2 separate regions of the Homo sapiens genome follow, and region 1 is linked to region 2. A link is a loop called in an ENCODE intact Hi-C map of the cell type or tissue named here. Cell type or tissue: GM12878. All regions are shown on one strand. Each heading gives the region's core, and the rest is flanking DNA. Links, peaks and the distances in the headings are about the cores only.

What was found. Hi-C counts contacts between places; a loop is a spot of excess contacts. Peaks named below come from ENCODE experiments on the same cell type or tissue, not always from the same donor. Only the 100,000 strongest peaks of a DNase experiment are listed, where the experiment ranks them.
Region 1: it touches region 2 in a loop (2.2-fold over the local background); 3 of 110 quality-filtered maps call a loop at or near these places.

The regions. Positions count from the first base shown.
Region 1 is chr5:140,245,057-140,256,578 of GRCh38, reverse strand. It overlaps PFDN1 (prefoldin subunit 1), which reads left to right. Exons shown (of 4, transcript NM_002622.5): 4 at 10,522-11,522. The coding sequence ends at 10,605. Among named protein-coding and RNA genes, the nearest start is that of PFDN1, 52 kb to the left of the region's middle. In GM12878, for the core only: no CTCF peak of the experiment used is centred there; a DNase peak (open chromatin) is centred at 4,908; H3K27ac peaks cover 423 bases.
Region 2 is chr5:140,527,273-140,538,794 of GRCh38, reverse strand. It overlaps ANKHD1-EIF4EBP3 (ANKHD1-EIF4EBP3 readthrough), which reads right to left. Exons shown (of 36, transcript NM_020690.6): 28 at 10,773-10,922; 29 at 8,999-10,611; 30 at 3,257-3,433; 31 at 1,206-1,406; 32 at 534-709. ANKHD1 (ankyrin repeat and KH domain containing 1) reads right to left here. Exons shown (of 34, transcript NM_017747.3): 28 at 10,773-10,922; 29 at 8,999-10,611; 30 at 3,257-3,433; 31 at 1,206-1,406; 32 at 534-709. It also overlaps the pseudogene LOC124901194. Among named protein-coding and RNA genes, the nearest start is that of EIF4EBP3, 15 kb to the left of the region's middle. RefSeq lists an enhancer at 5,176-5,235. In GM12878, for the core only: no CTCF peak of the experiment used is centred there; a DNase peak (open chromatin) is centred at 4,784; H3K4me3 peaks cover 1,472 bases; H3K27ac peaks cover 1,988 bases.

The DNA of each region.
Region 1 (11,522 bases), core at 1,108-9,107, 280 kb after region 2:
GGGTGACCATAAATCAGTTGTGTTTGTTTTAAACATATTAAAGTCTGGGTTTGACATCAAAGAGGATATGTTTTATAAATAATTGGATATGTTAAATCTGGAATTAAGGGGATATAGGGTTGGAGATACAAATTAGGAGTCATATAATGTTTAAAGCTATGAGATGAGAGTATTGGTTTTGTTGTTGTTGTTGTTGTTTGAGATGGAGGCTTGCTCTGTCACCCACGCTGGAGTACAGTGGCTTGATCTCAGCTCACTGCAACATCTGCCTCCTGGGTTCAAGCGATTCTCATGCCTCAGCTTCCCAAAGTGCTGAGATTACAGGTGTGAGCCACCACACCTGGCCGAGATGAGAGTTTCTAAGAGGGAGTGCAGATGGGGAGAAGAGGAGGAGTTCCAGGACAGCTTCTTGGGAAATGCAGCATTCGGAAGCTGAGCAGAGGAGGGGTAGTCAGCAAAGGAGAACTTAGAAAGAGTAGCCAGTTATGTCGGAGGAGAATAGAAGTGTGGTGTCATGAAAGCTAGAAGGAGAAAGTGTTCCAAGAACTGTGTTGAACACTGTTGAGAGGTTGAGTAAGATGACAGAGAAGCACCCATAGAGATCATTGGACTTGAATCACAGCCAATTCATTAGAGGAGGTAGAAGTGTGATTGGAGAGGTCTGAGGAGCAGATAGGAGGGAAGACAGGGGAGGCAGCTGCCTTAGAAAACCGATTCAAGAAGTTTTGCAGAAAAAAGGCAGTACTTTCAGGGGACTGAGAGGTAAAGAAAGGGTTTTTTAATGGTTTGCCTCACCAAGAAGGATCTTGCAGAGTAAGAAATAGAAGATTAAGAAGAAAGGAAGGTTAATGGTAAGAGTGAAGTTTCTGAGAAGGTATGTGGGGATGAAATCATTGTCTAAGTGGAAGGGTTGTGTGTGTGTTTTTGTTTTGTTTTGAGACAGGGCCTTGCTCTGTCACCCAGGCTTGAGTGCAGTGGCATGATCACGGCTCACTGCATGCAGTCTCAACCTCCTGGACTCAAGTGATCCTCCTGCCTTAGCCTTCTGAGTAGCTGGGGCTACAGACATGCACCACCATGCCCAGCTGATTTTTTTATTTTTGTAGAGATGGGGGTCTCGCTGTAGAGATAGGGTCTCACTAATAGGTGGGTGATATTCTCGGCCAGGGTTCTGTAAATTACAGCCCAAGGGCCAGCTGGTCTCAAACTCCTTCCCTCAAGTGATCCTCCCACCTCAGCCTTCCAAAGTGCAGGGTTGTATTTTGATTCCTTTAAAAACACAGTACAGGGATGCTATCAATTTTAACAGTAGAGAAAGAAGAGACTATACATACAGGTGTAGGTCGATTAGTAGATTTGGTAGAGGGAAGATAGAGTTCTTATGAGATTTATTTTCTCAGCTGAGAGGAGGGAGAATAGGCGATTTGAGGAGACAAGACAAAGCATGAAATAGTTATTTTGGAGAGCAGACAATGAACATATAAAGGAGGTTTAATAGAATTTCCATAGTGCCCATTTGGGATTCATGGCTCTGAATTTAAAGTGAGACCATTCAGCACAGTTTAGCATTTTCCTCCAGCAACATTCAGCCACTCAGGTGAGGCATGGAGTGGGTAGATGGTTGAGTTTAATCTGGGTTGGCATTTTCCCAGGTAAGTGCAACAGAGGGAGAGAGGGACATAGGTGAAAGGGTAAATATAAGGAGAATAAATATAAATGATGGACTATATAAGCAAAGCTGGGTAGGAAGGGAAAAGCCCATGGAAGCATAATGGAAAATGAACAAGTTGTTGCGTGACGAGGTTGAAGAAATGCTGGAGCGAGAGTATCAGAAGTGACCTGGAAGAATATGAGGTAGTGGTGGTGAAATGGACACTTCAGAGGTGTGCAGCTTCTAGTGTTGACAAGACCTAGGGCATGACCATGGACCAGGTGGCTGAGGTGGGATAACTGTAAAATTGTGAGGAGAGAGGAGGCTGTGGTATTGGGTGGGTCATCTACATTCTTGTTGAAGTCACCTTGAATGGTACAGCTGTGGTGGAGAGGGAGACAGGGAGCCACTGATGATGACGGATAGTGCCCAGGATACTGGAAGATTGAAGCAACAAGGAGGGGGGAGTCCGGTGGCTAAGCATGATGCCATGAACTTCAAGGACCAGGGTTTATGAAGGATAAAGGAGGGGAAATGGTTTGGCAGTGAGCTGAATGAGTGGATGGAAGGATGGACAGATGGAAATGTAGGCTTTTATTAGGCAGCTTTCAGTGAAAGTTAAAAATCTCTAACTGCTGGACTCAGTCCTACCCTTTAAAGCCCCATCTTTTTAAGGAACAGACACTGGCAAACCACCGCCTGCCCCGTCCAGCCCACTGCCTGTTTCTGTGCTTTCGAAACATAGCCGTGCCCATTCATCTGCACCACACCCATTTGTTTACACATTGTCTGACTGCTTTTGTGCTACAATGGCAGAGCTGAGTAGTTGTAACAGAGATAACCCCACAGTGAAAGCCTGAAATATTTATTATCTGGCCCTTTATAGAAAAAGTTTGCTGACTCCTGATTTAGAACAAAAAGTTTGAGTCTCAAACTTCAGTGTGGGTCACAGCCACCCGGGAGGGATTGTGAAAACACAGATTGCTGTAGTCCATCCCCAGGGTTTCTGGTTCAGTTGGTCTGGGTCGAGGCATAAGAATATGCCCTTCTAATAAGTTCGCAGGTGATCCCGATGCTGCTGGGAGAGGACTGCACTTGGAGAGCCATTGCTTTCTATAGTTAAGGTAGTGATAGATTCCTTCTTCCCTTAATCTTCTCTGAACCAAAAGTCCCCACCGACTTCAGCTGCCCATCGCTTGACCCCATCACTTGACGTGATTTGCTGGCTTGTCATCATCCCTTTTACACCTGGTGCCTGCAGATGGTAGTGATTCTTTGGCTGAGGCTTGATCAGCACCATATTGCATTAGGACAGTTGCCGCTCCTGGCTCTGTGCTTCACTCTGAGCTTTCTATCTGGTCATTCCCAGGTTATCTGGTAGGCTGGGCTTTCTCTGGGACTCACATGAAGCTGATGTGTTAGGGAGGGCAGCAGTAGGTAGAACTCACCTAAACCTCAGGGGGACCGAGCAGCTAAACACTGTTGTTTGAAGAAGAATTTTTTCCCCTCGTGTATATCTGCTGTAAAGTGCTTGAGTGGTGTAGGGGTTCGGGTTCGTCTTGGCAGACTGAATTGGGGGTGCTAGCCAGCATGTGATCATAGGTGGGGTTTGGGAGTCTGACCCCATATGGTAGCAGTGTCAGTCTGTCGGCAGGTAAAAGCACACCTGGGAGGAAAACAGGTCAGCGCTTAGCTGAAGCAAGTCTTTTGTCCCTGTCCTTCAGCAGAAAGACCTCTGAAGGGTCTTTTCTGTCTTTCTTTTCTGAAGGATATTTCTAAAGTAGTATCTAGAAGATGCAGGGACAGTAACTCCTTCCGAGATTTCTCTTTATTCTCCTGCTCCATGCCTAAGATTGCTTTATCTTTCTTTGATTTGTCTCCCAGCGGTGTAGCTCAGTGGTTACCATATCGCCTAGCTGTGTCCTCTGGTGAAGTGGATGCACCCAGATGAGTTTACAAGTGGGCATATCCGTGGACCGCTTAGACCTGTCTCTCAGGTGTGGGGTTTTGCCTGCCTCTGTTGGCCCTCCTCACCCATCCAGGCTGGCGGCTCAGGGCACATGTGCCCTCAGGGCTCTGCCCTGCCCCTGCCTGCTGCAGCCGTGGCCATGCTGTCCCATTTTCCATCCTGCCTTCTCTGATTGTGTCCTCTTGTTGCCTTTTTTTCTGTTTTTGTCTTGTTTCCCCTGCCTTCTACCAACCTTGTCCCCCATCAAAACATGCTTCTTCAGCCCTCAGTGAGTTCTTGGCCTCTTGCCAAACATCCCCATTGTGGGCAGTTGGTACCCTCTGACCATTTTACAGATCTGCCAGTGAGCGAACACGAGAATTAGTGAGGCTTTGGGTTTTTAATTTGGAAGTCATGGTAGAGACAGCGAAAAGATGGCCATTGCCTTCAGTTTTTTTGATTAATAGTAGAGCTTGAAGTTGGTGGTGGTGTCCAGGAGCTGGAAGCTGTGGATTTTACACAAGAGAGAAGTATGTGACCAAGGCAGGTCACACTCAGGGTCAGAAACCGTGACTCCCAGCAGAGGGTCTCTGAGGACTTAGCTCTCACAGAATATCAGGAACAGAAGGGAACCTAAGTCTGCCTTGTGTGTTGCCTCCGATGCCTGGATTGGAGGGCAGGAGATGAGCCAGCAGGGCTATTTTTATTCAGATAAAAGTACATATCCGTATACATCCATAGTATGTCTCCCCTCTCCTCTGAGCTCCATTTAACCTGTTTTGTTTGTTTAGTCTTTAAGGCAAGAGTTCATGTGAAGAAAGTGTCGTGTGGCTAAAGTAGAAATGGGAGTGGGGTGGGGGTGGAGGGATGCACTGGTATTGCCCAAATCCTCATCTTACAAATGGGAAAATAGAGGGACAGAGAGGAGAAAACTCTTTTCAATACCCCAAGGCAGGATAAACAGGAAAGAAAGAAAGAAAGAAAAAAAAAACTAATTTAGAGAAGGAGAGCTGGAGACAAAGTTCCTAAGAAAAGAAAAAAGTCTGTAGTGATAGCGTCACAAGATGTATTACCTCAGGAGTCTATTTGAGAGATTGTGTCATGTCAGAAAAGTTCTAGGGACTGGAGCCTCTTTCCTTGGTAAGAGGATGAGAATGAAACACCAGCCCCTCAGTCTGACTCCTGGAAAAAAGAACCTCAGGCCGATGAGCAATAACTCCAACAATGTCATTTCCCTGGCCATGCTGAGCCCCACAGGAAATCTCAGAGTTTGTCATCACGGCAAGGGCCCACAAGAATGTCGCTGCACCCAGAGCTTTGTGGTTTGATGCCACTAGAGACTTCCCTTGTGAAAGCATTCTGAGGGAAATTGCTCGGCAAGACAGAAAGATGCTACAGTGAGATCAGCAGATGCCCTCCCAGGACTGCTGGTAGTAAGTGTGGATTTCAAATGTCACTCCTAGCAGCCCTGAGGCTGACATCGGATAGAGCAGTTCCTCAAGGATTTCAGAGTCCAGGACATGGGAAATTGGGGTGGTTTGTTTTTTAGTTTTGCAAGTTGACCTGATAAAGCATTAAGGCCTGTTAGGGCGTGTTCTGTTTGTGGAAGCAAGGCCAGATCCAAAGCCCCCACTGGGATCTGTAACGTTTGAGTTTTATTATTTATTTATTTTATTATAAATCAGTAATTCATAATTGTATAGATTTATGGGGTAAAAGTATTATGATTTATAAATATAATGTGGGCTGGGTGCAGTAGTTCACATCTGTAATCCCAGCACTTTGGGAGGCTGAGGCAGGTGGATCATTTGAGGCCAGGAGTTCGAGACCAGCCTGGCCAACATGGTGAAACCCCGTCTCTACTAAAGATAGAAAAATTAGCTGGGTGTGGTGGTACTCACCTGTAATCCTCAGCTACTCGGGAGGCTGAGATGGGAGAATTGCTTAAACCTGGGAGGCAGAGTTTGCAGTGAGCCTAGATCATGCCATTGCACTCTACCTTAGGCAACAGAGCAAGACCCTGTTTCAAAAAAAAATAAAAAGAATATAATGTAGAATAATTAAATCAAGCTAGTTAACATATTCATTACCTCAAATACTTGACATTGTTTGTAGTGATAGGTTGGAGTTTTAAATCTGTGTATATCCAGGGGCAGGGGGTGAGAGGGCAATGCCGAAAGCTGAAAACCACCTTGAAGGAAAATGGTCATTTTCTGCCTTTGCTTCTTCTGTTGGGCGTTCCTTGATTATTCAAGTTGGGAGGGAAAACTAAAAAGTGTGTGTACATCAGTAAGGCGTCATTTCCCACACTAAAGCACTTTATTCAACAAACATTAAATTCCTATTATGTGCCAGCCATTCTTCTAGACGGTAGGACCGTATCAGGTGACAGAACAAAGTCCTGCCCTTGTGGACCTTTCCGTCTCATAAGGGAAGCCAGACAGTTTCTCCTTCCTGTGGTGGAAAGAGCTCTGGAGAAGAGTCAAGGTGAGGAGAATAGGGAGTATTGGGCAGCATGTACTCAAGAAGGCCTCGCAGATAAGGTAACATTTGAGAAAGCCCTGAAGGAAGTGAGGGGATGAGTAATGTGAATATCTGGGGAAGAGAACTTCTACATGGAGAGCACAGCGAAGGGCAAAGGCCAGGCAGGAACATACCTGGTGGATTGGAGGAGCAGCATGGGAGGCCTGTGTGACTGGAGCTGAAGGAGTGACGGGGAAGAGTTGTTGGAGGTGAGGTCGGAGATTTAGCTGAAACCAAGACCATGCATGCATGGCTTCTTGGAAGTTGAAAAGTACTGTGGTGTGAATAGTTGTTTCTCCCTAAAGTCTTTGTTGAAATCCTAACTCCTGAGATGATGGTGTTAGGAGGTGTGGCCATTTGGGAGATGAGTAGGTCATGAGGGCAGAGCCCTTTAAATGGGGTTAGTGCCCTTACCCAAGAGCACAGCACCGCACTGGAAATGAAGGATGCCCCTGCTGTGGTGTGCATAGGGTTTCTTTGCCCCCTGGCAGGTCTCATGTTGAAATTTGGTACCCCCAGACCCCCCCAACCCCCGCAAAAAAATTTGATCCCCAGTGTTGAAGGTGGGGCCTGGTGGGAGATGTTTGGATTATGGGGGCGGGTTTCTTGTGTATGGCTTGGTACCATTCTCATGGGAGTGAGTTCTCATGCTTTGTTTCTTCACTGACTGGCTGTTGAAAAGAGCCTGGCACCTCCTCTCTCATTTCCTCTCTGGCCACATGATTTCTGTACAGGTGGCTCCCCTTCGCCTTCCACCACGAATGCAAGCAGCCAGAAACCCTCTCCAGAAGCAGATGCTGCACCATGCTTGTATAGCCTGCAGACCTGTGGGCCAAACAAACCTCTTTTCTTCATAAATTACCCAGCCTCAGGTATTCCTTTAGAGCAACACAAACAGACTAAGACACCCGTGGAGACAGAGGCCTCCCAAGGTTCTTCTGCACTCACAGGACCAATCCTGCCACGCCTCTGACCATACTGAATTGCAGAGGCCTGGGTAACTGCCCTTAAAACTTTATAAGCTAGGATCATACTTATCCCCAAATAATTGTGGTAGAATTGGTGTCTGGGGGCATCCCTCATTTCAGGTATTGTGTTGGTTTTCTACTTGGTTTTCTACTTGTATTTGAAGCTACCACGAATTGGTCTTCACAGCATCTTGTTTGGACACTAATGATTGGATTCAGGGCCCACCCTAATATAATATGATCTCATCTTAACTTAGTTACATCTGCAAAGATCCTCTTTCCAAATTACCAGAGATTAGAACTTCAGCATATCTTTTTGTCAAATTCAGTTCAACCCACAACAGGTGCCTTGTTCTGGGTTTGATTATGATGAGAGTCTTCTGGGCTTAAATATGCTTGGGGACTGAGACAGGAATTATTGAAATACAGTTAGAAAGGTCCACTATGTTAGGGATGTCCTGTCCTGTTGGAATTTTTTCTTTTAAGAAATGTCTACTACGTTTATTTAAACTAATTAAAAATTTAAAGATGAAGGCAGTATCGTGGCACATGCCTCTAAGGCAAGAGGATTGCTGGAGCCCAGGAGTTTGAGGCCAGCCTGGGCAATATAACAAGACCCCATTTCTAGAAACAAAACAAAAATATAGATAGATATGTTAATTTGCATCATTGTTTGGAAACCTGAAGACTTTAGGATATGCAGTGGTAAAATTCATCAAAGTGTTAGAAAGCAGAGATTTTACAGAAGAAGGAATTTTTAAAGCTGAGAGGTATAGCCTGAGTTTGGCTGGGGAGTCTGGGTGGGAGGGCAGAAGAGCTCTTGCTGATGTTCCAAGTTGATGGTTTTGCCAGCTGTGGCAGCAAGTTGGCAGAGATTGAATGCAACAGACCAGAGTCCCTGGGCCCTGGCGGACTTTTGTAGGAGGAGAAGTGGGCTTATTCCATTCGCCTTTCCCCTGCATTCACATGGGGTCCACAGGGTGCCCAGGTGGTGTATGGCACCGAGCTATTGCTCCCCTCTTTGTGACACCCAGTGGACATACATTCTTTAGTGTGTGTCAGGGCTTACTAGTATTTGCCTTTTTTCAGCTCACCACAGTTAAAGTCTAAGAGTTGTTTATCGGCCTGGCACGGTGGCTCACCCCTGTAATCCCAACACTTTGGGAGGCCGAGGCGGGCAGATCACGAGGTCAGGAGTTTGAGACCAGCTTGGCTAACACAGTGAAACCCCATCTCTACTAAAAATAGAAAAAATTAGCCAGCGTGGTGGTGTGTGCCTGTAATCCCAACTACTTGGGAGGCTGAGGCGGGAGAATCGTGTGAACCCGGGAGGCGGAGGTTGCAGTGAGCCGAGATGGCGCCATTGCACTCCAGCCTGGGCAACAGTGCGAGATTCCGTCTCAAAAAAAAAAAAAAGAGTTGTTTATCAAAGGAAGTTTAAATTCCCACTCTGATATCACAGTGATAGGACTGTATTTGGTTTAGCAATGTAATTAAAATTCCTTAGCAGCAGTATGCATTTGCAGGCATTGGATTGAATGGTTATCATGGTCACCATGAGTTGGAGTTTTGCTCTTGTTGCCCAGGCTGGAGTGCGATGGCATGGCCTTGGCTCACTGCAGCCTCCGCCTCCTGGGTTCAAGTGATTCTCCTGCCTCAGCCCCTAAGTAGCTGGGATTACAGGTGCCCCCACCACACCTGTCTAATTTTTTTGTAGAGACAGGGTTTTGCCATGTTGGCCAGGCTGGTCTTAAACTCCTGGCCTCAGGTGATCTGCCCGCCTTGGCCTCCCAAAGTGTTGGGATTATAGGCATGAGCCACTGTGTCTGGCCATGAGTTTTTATGGAGCTCCTGTTGTGTTCCAAGGAATTCTCTGCAACTTAGGACAGATGGGAGATGAGTAAAGAGGGTTCTTTCTAGCCTTAAGGAAATTTGAAGCAAGGAGAGGACAGACAGGAATCAGAGGTTCACGGAAGAACTGATAAAGATTTGTGTATGCCACATTTGGCTTCTGTAGGAAAAAGCCTCTATATGTATCATTTAATAAATAGCTAAGCGCGGTGGCTCACGCCTGTAATGCCAGCACTTTGGGAGACCGAGGAGGGAGGATCGCTTGGGTCCAGGAGTTTGAGATCAGCCTGGGCAATACAAAAAATAAAAAATTGAAGTTTCTCATTTCTACAAAAAAAAAAAAAAAATTAGCCGGGCATGGTGGTACACATCTATAGTCCCAGTGCACCTAGAGTCCCAGCTACTTGGGCTGAGGTGGGAGGTAGAGGCTACAGTGAACCGTGATTGCACCATTGCACTCTGAGCTGAGACCTTGTCTCAAAAATAAATAAAACATACAAACAACTAATTAATTGGACAGAGAGCTCACTTGTCCTCTGCCCTAAACTCTCCCTGCTTCCCTGAGTCCTGTGGGCACTTTAATGGGTGGAACAGAATCAACAGGTGCTTGGGTGAAGGGGGTGGAGGTGAGAGAAGGGCCTGGGCTGCCTGGTGACTGTATTACTGGTTCCAGTGTGGCTCAGTCACATATGCCCTGGGAGGTGATAATTTTGAGTATTCCCTCAGGACATGAATAGTATTCCTCTAAAACGGAGGCTTCATTTCATGTCTGTTAACTGGGAATACAGCCACAACTATGTCCTCGGGGCAAGGACCACTGGTAAAACCACCATACTTCTGGGGTGAGCACAGGGCAAATAATGTACAGACATCATTTCCTTTGACTAATCTTTGAAATCTTGGCTCCTGAAAGTAGTGAAAGTTCTTTGTCTAAGCCGAGATTTTTAATTTAGGACCCAGATGGAGTAGAAGGTAAGCCTCCAAAAGGTCTGCTTTCCTCAGTGTTTTAGTGTCCCAGATTCCTGGCAGGCAGCAGTCTCATTAGAAAAGCAGATTGCCTTCTGACTCACCCACTCAGTGCGATGCGAGACAGCCCCACAGCCCTCACAGCAGCCCATATTCCTGCTGGACAGGGCAGAGCGTGCACCATCCATTTTATAGCTGCAGTGGCTACAGACGCCTGGCCCAGGCCATGGAAAACCTTGAGAGGAGATAGTCTGTTACGGACAGGAGCTTTGTCCTGGAATTTCCTGGCCTTTGTCTGTCTGGGATAACTTCATGTACTGAGACGCCTGTTTTTTAGAGTCTTCTTCCTTCTGGGGGAAGAGTGCTACTGCCTGTCCTCCACAGAGCACTTTTGCTTCTACCAAAGCCATCTTCTCCCTGCTGCCTGCCCGTGATCACCCATGGTTCGGAGGTGAGGGGAGCACTGTGGGCAGGTGTGTGTACCTGGCTTGCAGTATACTCCTGAAAGTTGCCTGTCACAAAGGAAAAGCCATAACCATTGGACATCAAAGCTGTGTCTTCCAGCCCGGCCCATTCACTCTGGTCCTAACCTTTGTCTGTCTCTCATATTGCAGCAGAAAAAGTCCTACCTGGAGCGAAGCGTTAAGGAAGCTGAGGACAACATCCGGGAGATGCTGATGGCACGAAGGGCCCAGTAGGGAGCCTCTCTGGGAAGCTCTTCCTCCTGCCCCTCCCATTCCTGGTGGGGGCAGAGGAGTGTCTGCAGGGAAACAGCTTCTCCTCTGCCCCGATGGATGCTTTATTTGGATGGCCTGGCAACATCACATTTTCTGCATCACCCTGAGCCCCATTTGCTTCCCAGCCCTGGAGTTTTTACCCGGCTTTGCCTGCCACCTCTGCCCAGGACACTCTTCCCTCTCGGGATGTGTGATGAACTCCCAGGAGAGGGAAGATGGGAGCCAGGGCAAGATAGGAAGCTCTGCCTGAGCTTTCCACTAGGCACGCCAGCCAGACCAATAAAAAGCGTCTGTCCCACTCTGCTAAGCCTGGTTTTCTTGAGCAGAGGGATGGAACAGAGGGTGAGAGAGGCAGTGGCCGTCTCCACCTCAGCTCCTGCTCCCTCTGCATCAGAGCCCTTCCTTTCTTGGGGGATGGGCCTTGCCCTCTTCTCTTTTCCCTTCCTGTACCTTTGACTAACGCTCAGCTTCCGGGCCTGCATGCAGTAGACAGAAGAGGAAGAAAGAACAGATGTTCACAGCTGAATCTCAGTGAACAGAATAGCAGTCCCTGGATGGCAGTCTGCCTAAAGATTCCTTTCCCTGCCTTCTCCCATACATTCCAAAAGGAAGTTCAACAGTAAGCAGCACCTCCAAGACTGTCTCCTTTTGGCCAATATCATAAGATGGACGCCATAATCCTGAGGCCTCCTAGAGGCTGAGGGGGCAACGGTGTGATCCAGCTGGCTCATCCCAGCCCAGGTGGGCCAATTATTCAATTTTCAAGAATTTTGTTGCAAGCCAGTTGTCAAACACAGCCATTATAATTATGTAAATTTGCAAATTATGTTAAAAACAAGGACAATAAATATTCAAAATGCATCCCTAATTACTACATT
Region 2 (11,522 bases), core at 1,417-9,416:
TAAGTACAGTATGGCAGTGTTGAGAAAACAAAATGTTTATCTGCATCTGCAAAGCTTTTCAACAAAAAACAAGAGAGAGAAAGAAACTAAATCCAATATGAAATCATCAGGAAATTTCTCATATTTGATAAAAATAACCTCAACTTTCCCATATTTTAGTTTCATGAATAAGCTTGAGCTAAGAAGAAAATGGGAACTCTACATAATTGATTGCCGACATAAAGCTGTCAGAGCAGACAAGAAAGCATCAGTGAACTCATGGCCAGCTTTTAAGAGGGGTAGAGGCCTCCCTCAAAGCTGTAGTAGCAGAGCACAAAGTGGCAAAACCCAAATCCCTCAGGTGTTTTCGGGGGATGGGGACATCTTCAGGACAAACTACTGTGGACAACTCTGTGCACTCCTGAAATTAAGCAAAAGATCTAGCAAAGCCACAGAAACAAAAGGGAGCATTATTTCAATACAAGGTATTCCTTAATGTGACTACATTGGCTGACAAAGTGTCAATCAAGTTACAGTGATGTTTGTCAACTCACTTTAGAAAAATCCACAAAACCACTTGCCATAGGCTGATGAAAAATGTTAGAGGGGGCTACCATTCCAGAATCATCTCTCTCCATTGGCTGATGTTGGGAGAATGTGCTTGGGTCTGATAATTGTTGATGCATTGGATGGTTCCCCATCACAGATTGCGACCAACCTGATAAGCCTTCTGGAAAGAATAATTGAAAACAAAGTTTTAAATTTATTTGGATAAAACAACAAAACATTACCATTGTTATTACCAAACATGACCAAATGTTACTGAAATCTTTCCTCTGAAGAGCTCAAAGCGTATTTATCACAGTCTTGCTAGCCAAAAAAAACCAGTTCCTGAAAAACTAGGTAAAGTCCTCTGAATACTCCACTTTACCCTGTCTTTTAAAAGATTAAGTACTCTCTGAAAGAACTCAAATGATTATTTAAGAGAGAAAGGACACACACTTTGAATCTTTTGTTTCTGATTAACTCTATGTATTACCTCAACCAATATTCCAGACTCTGAAATTGGACTGAACTCCTCAAAGATATAAACACCCTTCCCTAATTGAGTGTTAAACATAGGAACTAAGTTTTTTTTGTTTGTTTTTTCTAAGGAACTAAGTTTTAATGGCAAACCTACAGCTTACTTAAGATATCCCTCCAGAGAGAGAGCAAGGCAATTGTACCTGACACAGCATTGACACCAAATGACCAGATTCCACTGTGTCCAACGGGAGCGACAAAACTGGTCCCCGCCGGGGCTTGTGCAACAGACCCTCCTTGCCGAATTCGGGCCAGTCTCTCTGTTCCAATTGGGGGAGGTATCTTTCGATCTTGACTGGCACTGACTCCTTTTGGTTGGCCCAACGTTGGTGGGGCAGAAGTGGCTGAAAGAGGTGAAGATGATCCCGAAGAAACAGATGGAATAGGAGAGTCACCTGGTGGCAAAATATTTCTCTATTGTTTTATTACATATAAAAAACTATAAGAATATGAGAAACCTTGTTGGAAAGATCTATTCCACAACATAAGTTCTGTAAAGAAAATTTTCATTTTAAAAGAACATTCAAATAAAACATAATTTCTATAGACATTATCCTACACGATTTCTGCCTATAATAAGTATACAACAGTCTAAAAAATGTTTTCCCAATTGAACTAAACAATGCTAGAAAGGAAGCAGGCCACATTTGTTTTTATTCTAGCTCTAAATAATCTGCTCAAAACATTACTGTCACTTTTTTTTTTTTTTTTGAGACGGAATTCCGCTCTTGTTGCCCAGGCTGGAGTACAATGGCGTGATCTTGGCTCACTGCAACCTTTGCCTTCTGGGTTCAAGCGATTCTCCTGCCTCAGCCTCCCGGGTAGCTAGGATTACAGGCATGCACCACCTCACCTGGTAATTTTGTATTTTTAGTAGAGACGGGTTTCTCCATGTTGGTCAGGCTGGTCTCAAACTCCCAACCTCAGGTGATCTGCCCGTCTCAGCCTCCCAAAGTGCTGGGATTACAGACGTGAGCCACCACGCCCAGCCACATTTGAAAATTAACTAAAATGTGGCAATATTTGCACAGTACCTAGCATATTTTCTAGAAAACATCTGGTGACCCTCTATACTTGTTAGTCTTTTCTTTTTTCCCTTTCTACAGCCCTTTTTGTTTCTATAAGGAAATAAGGTCAAATGTTAGCAAAGCATTGTACGATTTTGATTCACAGCTTTGTTTCTTAATGGAACTCTTGGGTGATTTGGGTAATTTTCCTTGTCAAAAAAGCCAATACTCACTGACTACCTCATGATGCTCATTAAAATAAAATAAAAATCCAATTCCGTTCAATTCCACATACTTCATCTGTTCTAAACATTGAAATAAATAGAACAAAGGGGTCAGGCAGGTGGCTCACGCCTGTAATCCCAGCACTTTGGGAGGCTGAGGCAGGTGGACCACCCAAGGTTAGGAGTTTGAGACCAGCCTGGCCAACATGGTGAAACCCTGTCTCTACTAAACATATAAAAATTAGCCAGGCGTGGTGGCAGGCACCTGTAATCCCAGCTGCTCGGAAGGCTGAGGCAGGAGAATCGCTTGAGCCTGGGAGGCAGAAGGTGGAGTGAACCAAGATCGTGCCACTGCACTCCAGCCAGGGCAACAGAGCGAGACACTCTATCTCAATCAATCAATCAATCAATCAATAGAACAAAGGAATATTTTAACTTATAAAAGGCAATAGTTTCATAAAATGTAAAAATACATGAGAAATCACACCAAACTGACCATATACAAAAATTCAACTTCTTTCCAGATTTAAGAAATAATTTTACAACACTGCTTCCAAAGGGTCCTTTTGTAAAACTACTTGCGGTACTTTTTTTTTTTTTTTTTTTTTTAATAGAGACAGGGTCTTGCTGTTGCCCAGGCTGGTCTCCAACTGCTGGGCTCAAGCGATCCTCTTGCCTAGGCCTCCCAAAGTGCTGGGATTACAGGTGTCAGCCACTGCACCCAGCCTAGTACCTCTTTTCTTGATCCAAGTTCTACTGTAAAACATTTTTGGCTTGAAAGAATAATTCTCAAGTTTTCTATGCTAAAAATGACTGACAATTTTTTCACATGACCACAGAACAAACCTTGGGCATCTGTATACCACTTAGTTTACTAAAGTTACAACATGGTGTTGTAACTGAAATAAATGATTTAATAACTTATTCAAAACTCTTTGGGAAGAGTTCCTCCAGGATTCCTACATGAGTTTGAGGCGCTTGTCCAAGGATGGGGAGAAAAATGTTGTCTGTTGAAACTAGGAGTCCCAACAGGAGCTGGCCCTTGCAGGAAAACCCTTGTTCCTGGTATGCCGGAAAAACTTGCCAGAGGAGCAGAAGAGGAAGATGGGGAGCTGCCTGATGGGTCAATGGATGGTAACCCTGAAATAAAACAGGTCCAAGACATCCAATTAGCTAAAACTTTAAAATTGAAAGCCCAAGAAGACTTCCACCAAAGTGAGATAAGCTGTAAAAATAACCAAACAAATAAATAAAAGATAGCATGTGGCTCATTTTCATAGACCACAGCAAAAACAATCCATCTATGTGATACTGTATGGCCAAATCCATTTTTTCCTTACAGTCCAGAAGAATATCGCCAAACAGCACTAGATACAGGAAAATGGGCTCAATGTTTAAGAGTGTCAGTCACCTGGAGTAATGTTCTAGATGAATCTCAAAGCTTTTAACTGGAGGGGATATGAAATGGGAGTATGCTGTAACTAAGTAGCACCCAACAATAACTCCTGCATTCCCTTTTGTAGTCAAAGTACAGCTTTTCATCTGTATAACTATAGTCATTTTCTATAGAAGATAAGTAACAAAATCTACCAATGTTTCCTTCCTCACAAAGAGGAAAAGCCTACTACTGAGGATAATTTCAGTATTCTATCTGATAGAAAATATCAACAGTTGCAAACTATTATCAAAGTTTCTATCTAGTTTGTATAAATCTGAACTTAGCCATCTTCTCAAATTCCATTGCTTTCTCTGGAAAATGTATTAGGAAAAGAGGATGAAGGTCTGGAAAAGGATTATGGTTTATTATTTCAGGAAAAAGTAGTTAATATCAACATCGACTGTCAAAATTTCTTTTAAGCAGGTCTTATTTTCAGACTTTGATTTCCCCATCATTTAAAAAAAATGACTTCGAGATGTAATTCACATACCATATAATTCACCCATTTAAAGTATATAATTCATTGGATTTTAGTATACTCACAGGATTGTGCAACCATCACCACAATCAATGTTAGAACATTTTTGTCTCCCTTAAAAGAAACTCCATACTCATTACCTGTCATTCACTGGGTCCTCACCCTCATATTTCCATTTCTTTTTTTTTTTTTTTGAGACGGAGTCTTGCTCTGTCACCCAGGCTGGAGTGCAGTGGCACGATCTCAGCTCACTGCAAGCTCCGCCTCCCGGGTTCATGCCATTCTTCTGCCTCAGCCTCCCAAGTAGCTGGGACTACAGGCATCTGCCATCACGCCCGGCTAATTTTTTGTATTTTTAGTAGAAACGGGGTTTCCCCATGTTGGCCAGGATGGTCTCGATCTCCTGACCTCATGATCCACCCGCCTCGGCCTCCCAAAGTGCTGGGGTTACAGGTGTGAGCCACGGCACCCAGCCTCATATTTCCATTTCTAAGCAATCACTAATCTTTCTGTCTCTATAGATTTGCCTACTCTGGACATGTGGGTAACTTAATGCATTTCCTACTTATTTCAGACTTTCATTATTGTGGTAGGCAACAGTAGGCAATTTATTACTGTGCTTTCCTGACAAAAAAAATTAAATTTTCTAGTGCTAACCAAAGTAGATGTTAGCAAAACCTAGAGGTAGTGAGAATACTGAATGTGGCTTTAAAAAGTCTGTAAGTAGGAAATGAATCATTTCTTTCTTTTTTTATTGAAATGAATCATTTCTATAATAACTTCTTGTTTTTTTTTTTTTTTTTTTTTTTTGAGACAGGGTCTTGCTCTCTCACTCAGGCTAGAGTGCAGCAGTGGTGTGATCATGGCTCACTGCAGCCTCGACCTCTGGGCTCAAGCAATCCTCCTGCCTAGCCCCGCTGAGTAGCTGGGACTACAAGCGTGTACCACCACACTGAGCTAATTTATTTTTATTTATTTATTTTTCTTGAGAGGGTGTCTCGCTCTGTTGCCGAGGCTGGAGTCCAGTGGCGCGATCTCGGCTCACTGCAAGCTCCGCCTCCCGGGTTCACGCCATTCTCCTGCCTCAGCCTCCCAAGTAGCTGCGACCACAGGTGCCTGCGACCACGCCTGGCTAATTTTTTTATATTTTTAGTAGAGATGGGGTTTCACCGTGTTAACCAGGATGGTCTCGATCTCCTGACCTCGTGATCTGCCCGCCTCGGCCTCCCAAAGTGCTGGGATTACAGGCGTGAGCCACCGTGCCCGGTCCCACACTGAGCTAACTTTGAAATTTATTTTTTATCAAGACAGGGTCCCACTATGCTGCCTAGGGTGGTCTCGAACTCCTGGGTTCAAGTGATCCTCCTGACTTGGCCTTCCAAAGTACTCAAATTACAGGTGTGAGCCACCACACCTGGCCACTGTCAATATTTTTACAGTGAAATCTGTCAGTCTTTTGTAAAGATCATGATAGCTTTTTTTTTTTTTGGAGACAGAGTCTTGCTCTATTACCCAGGCTGAGTATAGTGGCACAATCTCAGCTCACTGAAACCTCTGCCTCCCAGGTTCAAGCGATTCACCTGCCTCAGCCTACTGAGTAGCTGGGATTACAGGCACCCACCACCATGCCTGGCTAAATTCGGTATGTTTGGTAGAGACGGGGGTTTCCCCATGTTGGCCAGGCTGGTCTTGAACTCCTGACTTCAAGTGATCCACCCAACTCAGCCTCCCAGCACAGGCGTGAGCCACCATGCCCAGCTAATCATGATAGCTTTTAAAGATCATGATGTGCATTTTGGGGACCTAAATGTAGATGCCACATAAATGTACTTTTTAATAGCTTTACTGAGATTTAATTCACAAACCATACAATTTACTCATTTAAAGTTATACTATTCAGTAGCTTTTTGTATATTCACAGAATTGTGCATTCATGACCACATCAATTTTAGAACATTTCTGTTATCCTAAAAAGAAACTCTGAAGCTGGGCATGGTGGCTCACACCCGCAATCCTATCTCTTTGGGATGCCAAGGTAGAATAATTGCTTGAAGCCCAGGAGGTTGAGGCTGCAGTGAGCCATGATCACGCCACTACACTCCAGCCTGGGCAACAGAGTGAGGCCCTGTCTCAAGAAAAAAAAGAAAAAGAAATTCTGCACCCCTAAGCTATCACCCACCCTCCAATCACCCCTTCATCCTAGGTAACCACTAATCTACTTTCTGTCTCTATGGATTTGCTAATCTGGATGTTTCACATAAATGGAATCATAAAATAAATATCTGGTCTTTTGTGACTGGCTTCTTTCATTTAGTAAAATGTTTTCAAAGTTCATCCATGTTATAGCATGAATCAGTACTTCTTTTTTTTTTTTTTTTTTAAGACAGAGTCTCGCTCTGTCACCAGGCTGGAGTGCAGTGGCGCGATCTCAGCTCACTGCAACCTCCACCTCCTGTGTTCAAGTGATTCCCCTGCCTCGGCCTCCTGAGTAGCTGGGACTACAGGAGTGCACCACCACACCCAGCTAATGTTTTGTATTTTAGTAGAGACAGGGTTTTACCATGTTGGCCAGGCTGGTCTCGAACTTCTGATCTCATGATCCAACCACCTCGGCCTCCCAAAGTGCTGGGATTATAGGCGTGAGCCACCGCGCCTGGCCCTTTATTTCTTTTTATACCAAATACAAAATATTACATTCTATAGATATACCACATTTTGTTTATCTGCTTGTCAGTTAATGAACGTTCGGTTGTTTCTACATTTTGGCTATTATGAATAATGTTGCTATGAACATTGGTGTGCCAGTTTTTCTATAGACATATATCTTCCCTAGGAGTAGAATAATGGGATCATATGATCACTCTTAACGTCTAACTTTCTGAGGAACTGTGAAACTGTTTTTCCAAAGCAGATGTACCATTTTACATTCCTACCTACCATGTATGATGGTTTCAGTTTCTCTCTATCTTTTCCCATCTTCTTAAGTATTACTACTTTTTTTTTTTCCTGACAGTCTCGCTCTTTTGTTCAGGCTTGGAGTGCTGTGGCATGATTTCGGCTTACTGCAACCTCCATCTTCTGGGTTCAAGTGATTCCTGTGCCTCAGCCTCCCAAGTAGCTGGGACTACAGACCTGCACCATCATGCCTGGCTATTTTTTATATTTTTAGTAGAGATGGAGTTTCACCATGTTGGCCAGGCTTGTCTCAAACTCCTGACCTCATGTAAACCACTCGCCTCAGCTTCCCAAAGTGCTGGGATTACAGGCATGAACCACCACGCTCAGTCGGTATTACTACTTCTTACCTGAAAACTAGGAAAGTAAACTATATCCGTGAAAAGAGCATCAACAAAAGAAACCATACAAGCAGTTAAGAAATGGGGCCAAGATTATTAATCCTAGGCCCTAGAAGGAAGGTCAAGGATTAATGCTTCCTATCACATCCTGGGTACTGGAAATGAGCTCTTCTTTCACCCTGGGGCTTCTCAAAGTCTATATTACTTTCCCCAAATGAAAAGTTGTAATAGATGCCTATTTACAGAGAGGAATGGAAAAAATTTAGAGAATATTTTGGACCATAGATAGTCATATGCAGGCTTCTATTTCTATTTGAAATACAATATAACAGCTATGTTTTCCTGAAAAGACAAGTAAATGGAAACATATCTGAAATGAAAGCTAGGGCTACGCCATATTCATAACTCACAAATAATTTTAAACAACATAGGTCAGTTTATAATTAGCAACAAAGTAGCATGGAATATGGGGCAGTTTTCCAACTGGAAGAGAAATGCTAAGAGGCAATAGTGCCATATTCTGGGTCGGCCACATTTTTAATTTGTTTTTCAGAACAGTGCAGATTAGACTAAAATTTGGCTCTTAAACCATAGAAAATAGATTCTGGTTCTCCAAATATCTCCAAGCCAAAACTGACCTCAGATCTGTCTATATATTTCTCATAATGCCTCGGCAGCTAATTTATAATTTCAAAGAAGCAACAGCTAAATCTACACTGGTCTTTCAAAAGTAAGAGCCTATAAATGACTGGGTCTCTTCAAATAGCTGTATCTAGGCTGGGCACGGTGGCTCACACCTGTAATCCTGGCATTTTAGAAGGCCAAGGCAGGCGGATATTGCCTGAGCACAGGAGTTCGAGACCAGCCTGGGTAACACGGCAAAACCCCGTCTCTACTAAAAATACAAAAAATTAGCCGGGCATGGTGGCGCATGCCTGTAGTCCCAGCTACTTGAGAAGATGAGGAACGAGAAATGCTTGAGCCTAGGAGGCGGAGGTTACAGTGAGCTGAGACTGGGCCACTGCACTCCAGCCTGGGTGATAGAGTGAGACCCTGTCTCAAAAAAATAAAATAAAATAATAAAAATAAAAAATAAAATACATAAAAAACAAATAGCTATACCTAAAATAAACAAGAGTACTATTAAACAATGTAAATTATGAACTTGTGCCTAAACACCTTTGCAACTTCAATTTTTTAAATCTAAGAAATGCAAACAATCACTATGATTTTTTTTTTAAGTCTGTAAATTTGGAATCCTTGAAACATCCCTGGAGTTTTTTTTATTAATATGAATAGACACCAATTCCAAGAAAATGGACTTACACTATGGTATAACTTCCTTACTATGAGGGACAGAAAAATCATAGAGAGAATCTAAAGCAGCTCATTATATGTGACTGATTTACCTCTTGCTACTTTTTTTGTCCACTTAAGGTGAGATTAGGCCATAGGAGCTCCAAACTCAACTGCAGCAATAGTTAATAACTTACCAACTGGACTAGTAGAAACTCGCTGGGAAGGTGGTCTGAAGCCAGGTGCCTTTGAGTTATCAGGGTGCATGTTTTCCAAGTGTCCAAGCACTGAGTTACCCAGGAACGCTGACTGAACAGTGAAAGAGGCATCTGTAGCAACTCGTGAGGACAGTGGACCATCTCCCCAGCCCTGGTTAGCTGGCACCTGACTACTATCAAAAAGACTGCTGAAGTGATTGAAAAGTGTGGCTGGGCCAAATGTAGGTGGCAAAGACTTATTTGCTGGGTTTATGTGCATCTGAGAACCATTCATAATGTTCACAGCTGAAGAAAGCTGCACTGCAGCTGGTGGGCCTTGAGGTGGTGTTAAAGTAACTGGATTCGTAACAAAAATAGACTGGGGATCCTGGTGAATAGTTGCATTTGGTACCATGGAGTAAAAAGAACCTCTGGGCTGCATTCGATGAGAAACTCGAGGTGCTGGTACAGCTAACTGAGGTAAATTACTGGTGTCCTGATTATCAGCAGCAACCATTCTGGGTGATGTCAAAGTCAATGGAGCAGGTTCTGAGTTAGATGCAAAAGGCATTGACATAGGACTTAAATCAGACACACTGGATGGCTGTGCCTCCTCTTGTGTGTTACTGGAAGTAGGAGTGGGACTACTGGATGGGTGAGTTTCTGGAGCTCCCGGGGTGTTGCTGGCAGAGCTACTGCAACTGTTTGCAGTTGAAGATGGGGTACATAGGTTTGCCATGGGCTGGTCCTGTGTGGACACTTTCTCTTTGGTGGGTGGCACAGCAGAGAAAGACTCCATCTTTTGTGAAGAAAGCTGTGCTTGAGAAGTACTTGCAGGTAGAAATGTGGTGGGAGCTTGCCCGCTAGTGATAGGTGCAGAGGAGACAGAAGGCAGGGAACTACAAGTGCTTGTCACAGAAGAAATCACTGTTGCTGGAGGACTTGTCTTAGGCACACAGGCAAACAACTGCTTTCTGACTGATGAAGGAGTCCGGGTATTAGTGACACACAGTTGCTGACTGGCAGCAACTACAGAAGAGACAGTGATAGGACAACTGGCAGTAGCTAGTCCAGCAGACTCTGAGGGTAAAACAGTCCCGTTCTGGTTAGGTAGACGGCTTGTGTTATTATGCTTTGGAGAGCTATTTGTGTTGCCAGGATTCACAGGTCTCACTGGGAATGGTCCCCATGTGTTAGGAGAAGGTGAGAAGGTTCCTCCAAACTGGGCCATGGGTAAGCGAGGATGCCGAATCTGTTGCATAGTTTGAGCAGCCAGCAGGGCAAAATGAGGGTGAGGATAAGCTAAGGGTAGAGAAACTGGGAAAGAAGAACGTACATTTGTTGGAACATTCTTATTAAGTTTATTAGCGGGCTGGAACGTAGATAACGTTGTTGCCTGTGAAGTTACAAGAGTTGGAGCACCCAAAGGAAATGCATTTTTACTGGAAGCTGCTGTGGTACCTACTCCAGATGAGAAGTTAGCATGAATTGATTTGGTGCTGGCAGGTGTTCTGATATGATTTTTAGGAATCAAGTCTTCCAGTTCCTTAGCAGGATCTTGAATGAGTGCATTGATTAGTTGAACTGCATATCTTGTTGATTCTGTGCCACCCCTAAGGGAAAAAAAAAAACAGAAACAAGACCAAAAACATTAAAAAAAAAAAAAAAGGTAATCTTAACCATCAAATAAAGTTCTTAATTATACCATACCTGACAAAGGTATGCTTCTTATAATTTCTACTCAGAACTAGCAGTATACATTTTGCACAATTACCTTATTGTGATCATTCTCTCGCCATTCTTATCTTTTTGTTTATCCACATCAATATGGGCACCAGTAACATCCTGTATTGCAGTGATGTTGCATCCTCCTCTTCCCATTATCCTCGACACCACTGAGGCTGGAACAGACAATTTCTTTGACCTATAAAATGAAGAATACACATGAGCTTATGAAATTAAATGTCTCTTTATTAAGAAAGATGTCTTAGTAAGTATGTTCATGGACATTTTGGAGAATAACATTTCTTAAATGCTAAAGAGGAAATTATTAAAAGTTTTTATTTTAGAAATTGATCTCTTGTAATATTGAATTGAATTTAGTAAAGTTAAAAATTACATTGCTCTGCAGTTTCAGAGAACCTAATTTTAAAAATTACACTGCCATTGAAAACAAAAATTATATTTAAATCACTCACAATATAAGCATTCAAATCTGCCCAAAATATTACACATCAACTAAACTGCAATGACCCTGTTAAAATAATGAATACCATATTATTAAAATCCACACAGAATAACTATGCTAGCATATTCATTTTAAACCAGTATCAACAGCTCATACTTAGCAATAAAAAATAAAGCCTCAGGTCAATGATGAGCTGACATGTATTCTGAATCTAAAGTTGATTATTAGTACTTTAGTTCTAGAATTACTGAGACATGAGAAAGAAAAAAAGCAAGAGAAAGCCTTTACATTTGAACTACATAAAAAGCAACTGAGGTTATCCAAAAAAGCCAAAAT